Regions from separate parts of the Homo sapiens genome. Here region 2 is linked to region 1. The links are chromatin loops, found by intact Hi-C in ENCODE. Cell type or tissue: prostate gland. All regions are shown on one strand.

What was found. Hi-C counts contacts between places; a loop is a spot of excess contacts. Peaks named below come from ENCODE experiments on the same cell type or tissue, not always from the same donor. Only the 100,000 strongest peaks of a DNase experiment are listed, where the experiment ranks them.
Region 2: a loop joins it to region 1, with 2.6 times the contacts of the local background. A loop is called at or near these places in 8 of 110 quality-filtered maps.

What each region holds. Positions count from the first base shown.
Region 1 is chr20:15,929,334-15,931,833 of GRCh38, reverse strand. All of the region lies in intron 10 of MACROD2 (mono-ADP ribosylhydrolase 2), which reads right to left. The region is part of intron 1 of LOC613266 (a long non-coding RNA gene); the gene reads left to right. Among named protein-coding and RNA genes, the nearest start is that of KIF16B, 640 kb to the left of the region's middle. In prostate gland, a CTCF peak has its summit at 1,319 (motif pointing right); a DNase peak (open chromatin) is centred at 723.
Region 2 is chr20:16,475,126-16,477,625 of GRCh38, reverse strand. All of the region lies in intron 12 of KIF16B (kinesin family member 16B), which reads left to right. Among named protein-coding and RNA genes, the nearest start is that of KIF16B, 97 kb to the left of the region's middle. RefSeq lists a silencer at 1,437-1,672. In prostate gland, a CTCF peak has its summit at 1,473 (motif pointing right); a DNase peak (open chromatin) is centred at 1,525; H3K27ac peaks cover 669 bases.

The sequences.
Region 1 (2,500 bases):
AAACATTTAGATTTGACCTAAATGGGGAAAAAAAGTTTATAATAGAAGGACAAAAAAAGAAAAAAGAATGATACTCTGAGGTTGGCGAAGAATGCAGTTAATAAATATACGTACAGGACCCCCTGTGTTGGGTTAGCCCTGTGCCGTTTGTGACGGTGGACACAATATAACTACTTTTTTTTTTTTTAATAGACACAGAGCCTTGCTGTGTTGTCCAGCCTGGAGTGCAGTGGCATGTTCATAGCTCACTGCAGCCTTTAACTCCTGGACTCAAGCGATCCTCCCACCTCAGCCTCCTGAGTAGCAGGGTCTACAAGGCACATGCCACCAAGCCTGACTGATTTTTTATTTTTTTGGAGAGAAAGGGTCTTGCTTTGTTGCCTAGGCTGGTTTTGAACTCCTGGCCTAAAGCAATCCTCCCACCTTAGCCTCCCAAACTGCTGGGATTACAGGCATAAGACACCACACCTGGCCTGAATATAATATGAGAACCTGGGGTGGCTCTGCATGCCACTTAAATTCAGTGTTCTAAATGGCATATTTACAAGTACTACATGATTATCTGATATTTTCCCTGTTCTGGTTCTCCATGAAGGAAACAGCATTGGCCTTTGCTCTAGGGAGGAAATAGTCACTTCTGCTGTTCTTGCTGTCTTAACAAGGCCAAGTTGGTGCAGGAGCATGTGCCAAAAACTTAGCCAATATCTGTCCCTTTCCTCCCACCAAATGGACTCTGAGTCAAGCAGGAAAAATCTGCCAGCTTCTCTGTCTCCCTCAAAAGACAGACCTTTTAACACATTTCACAATAGCCATGAAGTTTGCAGGTGACAAGCTTCCTTTGAAAGTACTCTGGTTACCACATCTTCTACAGAGTAGGGGTAGGGAGATTACTTATGAAGTGAGGAAGATAAGAAGGGAAAGAAAAACAGCAGTTAAATTACAGAAAGGTGAGGAATTGGTTCTAATAGTTGTAAATGCATAAGAAGGAAATCCATGGTCAGACCCTGAAATCCAGCTTTCTAATAGTAACAACCAGTCTGGCAGTTTACCTAGTCTACTGCTTCTGGGTTTTTACCCTTAGTTCCTTGTGTGCTACCCCCCTCCCTAGAACAGACATCTGAGTGGCATGCTTTTGTTTTCTCTTTGAGTCTCAGCGGCACTGTTTTCTATTTGCAGTATTTCTGCCCTGGGGAAGCAAACTCAAGAAACACTTGGCACATTTATCACAGAGCAAATGCTTTCTAGAAGAATGCTGGATTTGCCATTCCAGTAACATGTCCTCAGATAAAACGGTCCAGGTATATTGCTTTCATCAATTTCCAAGACAGTGCATCCTCAAATCCAGCAGGGGGAACCAATGTAGAAGGCTTATTTTCCAAGCCCAGCATATGCATTCTTGGGCAATTAGATTAGTATTCATTTCATTCTTTTAGAAGGACATTTTGGCTGGCTTATAACTTTCCATCCATTTTAAATGCTGCAAATGGGTGAGTTCTTAGTGAAATAGGGGGCTTCCACTGGTAGAAAAAGCAAGGCACATTAACACAGTTACCCGTAAGTCTTTGATAAGGACAAGCTTTCTTTTTTATCAGCCTTGTCTGTCTAGCTATCGTCACAGGAAGCACATAAACAATGAAAAATTAAGTAGAGGGATGTGTAAACTTGAGGTTTCCAGAAGGGATTTTAAAAGCCTTACAATAACGGTGAAGAAATATAGGGAAGTGCGAGGCTATTTTGTTAGCTTAAATAATGCCACATAGAAGCTAAATGTTCTCAGTTAATATTCCTTTAAGATCACATATTTATTTCAGATGATAAATTTCCATAGCATTCATGTCGAGTGTGATATAACACTTTACTTTCCCATGCTGAAAAAGCACAGAAACCTGTGAGAATTCTACTGGTTGTGTCCTTCTAATTTCTCCCATATTAGTACTCTGCCTCCTACTCTTTCAACCAATATTTATCAAATGTGTACTGTTTGCAAGAACATTTCAGAAATTTTATAGAAATAAAATAAGAGGCTCCTGCTGCAACGTGACTATGATAAGAAAGCAGTCCATGTTTGACTCTACATGGGAGAGTTTTGTAAGGGCAAAATCTCAACAACATGATCACGGATTGCTATCCTGATATTTGTAGTTCCTTTTGTGAACGCTACATGGTGACAGGAAGATAAACAAGACGTAAGTCTAAATAAATCCATCGCTATACTGGGGAAACAATCTGATGTGTACTTCCTGCTGGTATACTGCTGTCTTTTCTTCTAAAGGTCTATAGATTTCTGGGCACAGACAGACTACGGACAATTCAAAACCAGTGCTTTGCAGATTAGATTATTGGTCTTAATTCTTCAGTCCCCTATAATAAGATTGTGTGTATATGTGTATATATATATATATAAAATCAGTGTCCTCCCACTGTGAGCAGAGAATATTTCCATGCCATTGATGTTGGACTTGACCATGGGACTTAATTTAGCTAATGAAATGCTAGTGGA
Region 2 (2,500 bases), 550 kb before region 1:
CCAGAATGTTTATGACTATCTTGGTTTAGCAATAAACCCCCTTAAATAACATGATTTCTGAACGTCTTTATTAAGAGACTTTAGATGATACTTGCTGGTTTAGGAAGTGCAGAGTCATAGTGGATGTGATTTAGTACATCTTTGATTCAGGTCAGGAGTCATCATCTAAACATCTTAAAGAGGTCTTTTACTCTATGCCGATTTCAATGCAAACCTTGTTTGTTGTTTGAGTCTTAAGGTGTCTTAACACTGTTCTCCTCAGAGTACTGTGGCACTGTGTGGCTTAAATAACTAAAGCAAGGTTTAGAGAGATCTTAGAGATCATCATCTTCATAGAACATAGAATGTTAGAACAAGGAGCCCAGGAAGGAATCCAGGCTAAACTCCTCACTGTCTTCCCCACCTTTTTTTTTTTTTAAGGAGAGAAAAAAAAAAAACCCACAAGGAAATTGAAGGCAAGAGAAATTAAATAACTTGGTCTCAGAATTTTTTAGGTAGACCCAGGGCTAGATTCTGTTTTCTCATTTCTAATCCAGTGCTCTTTAATTATGCCTTATTTACCTTTAAAAACGGTATCCAGGCCCGGCGCAGTGGCTCACGCCTGTAATCCCAGCACTTTGGGAGGCTGAGGCGGGCGGATTATGAGGTCAGGAGATCGAGACCATCCTAGCCAACATGGTGAAACCCCATCTCTACTAAAAATACATGGTGTGGTGGCACGCGCCTGTAGTCCCAGCTACTCGGGAGGCTGAGGCAGGAGGATCACTTGAACCTGGGAGGCGGAGGTTGCAGTCAGCCGAGATTGAGCCACTGCATTCCAGCCTGGCGACAGAGCGAGACTCTGTCTCAAAAAAAGTAAATAAATAAAAAAGATATTCAAACACCTTTGTTGTCATAACCGGAATGATACTTCACTTTGGTGAGGGGAATATGGCTATCCTGCATCTTTTAGAATCTAATTTTAAGATGTAAAATTTGGAGACAAGATTTAGCCCATGATATACCTAAATCAGAAACCATTCTATAATGGGCTCATTTGCATTTAAATTGTTCTCCTTTAGAGATTTTGCGAGTTGATTTTGAATAAAGGGCTTGTATTTATTATTATATTAAGCCAGATTGCTTTTTGTTAAATTTAACAAGATGTCTTTTAATGTCTGCAAAATCCTCTGACATTCCAGTCTGCTGTTAGTAAGTAAAGATATGTTTGCATTTAAAACAAAACTATTGGAGAACAAAATGATTTCTTCACTTTAACAAAACAAATGTGTCTTTTCAATGGGTTAATCTTATGAGATATTTTAAATATTGGAGTATAATACAATTGACAATTGGCAATCCCAATTATGGGAAAAGCTGTTTACCTTAAGAGCTATATATATATTCCTGTTTTATAATATGCATTTAAATACAATAGTAATGGGAATAAATGTTGTTCTACAGACTGCGTTTTAGTTTCTTAACACTAGATGTCACTGTAGATAGGAAAACACGCTCTGCCTGTTTGTATTTGTTGCAGGGCCCTTGGTAGTGGAGTTGTCTGAAGACGTGACAGATACCACTGTCAATACCATGGAATTGGGCCTGGTTGCTGATAATTACTGGATGCAGAATCTGTGTGAGAGATAAATTGTGCAGAATTTAGTATAAGTAATCATTCAGCTGGAATGTCTTCTTGTAGCTAGTTTGAGAATTGCTGCAGAAAGATGAAAATGCATCTTCACATTTCTGGAGTTCTTTTAAATAATTTTTCTAATCTTGCTTCAAGAGCAGAGTACCAGGGTAATATCTTACAGCTAAAAGGTTTTTGAAAATTGGGTCTTAGGTAGTCATTTTGATTAGCTTGCTATTAGAAAGCTTTTTGTGTCATTTACTTGTATTTGCCACTTAAAAGACTTTTCTTGTAATATCATTTCTTCTTTTACCTCTCATTTTCCTCATCTTCAACTGTGGAAGTTCTTAAGAGAATTAAAATGTACAATTCCTTGTACAATTATTTCTGTCATCCTTCGTTGTACATTTGGTAACGTCCACTCTAGCCAAGTAACCTCTGCGTTGGTTCCCGGCTGATCTGTGGAGCCAAGAATCTTCATAGATATTCAGATCGAATTTCTCCCAGCTCCTTCCTTGTTTACACAGAAACAGAAAGAATGTACTGTCACAGTTAGTGGTTGAGAAGTGGTGGAGAATATCAGTTAAGGACATGAACTCTGGAACCAAATTCTATGTAATCCAGTGCTGGCTCTGCTGGTTGCTGGCTGTATGACCTTGGGTGACTTAACCTCCCTGCACTTCAGCTTCCTGATGGGTAAAATGGGGATAATAGTACCTAACTCATCGGGTTGTTATGAGAATAAAATGAGTTCTTTGTGAAAGCTTTGAAAGCAGTGCCTGGCACACTAAATACTCTTATGTCAGTGCTTGTTAAATAACTTTAGGTTCAGGCACTCTATGGGAACTTTTACAAATGCTAAATTCTTTGAAGAATATTCAGTTCGAG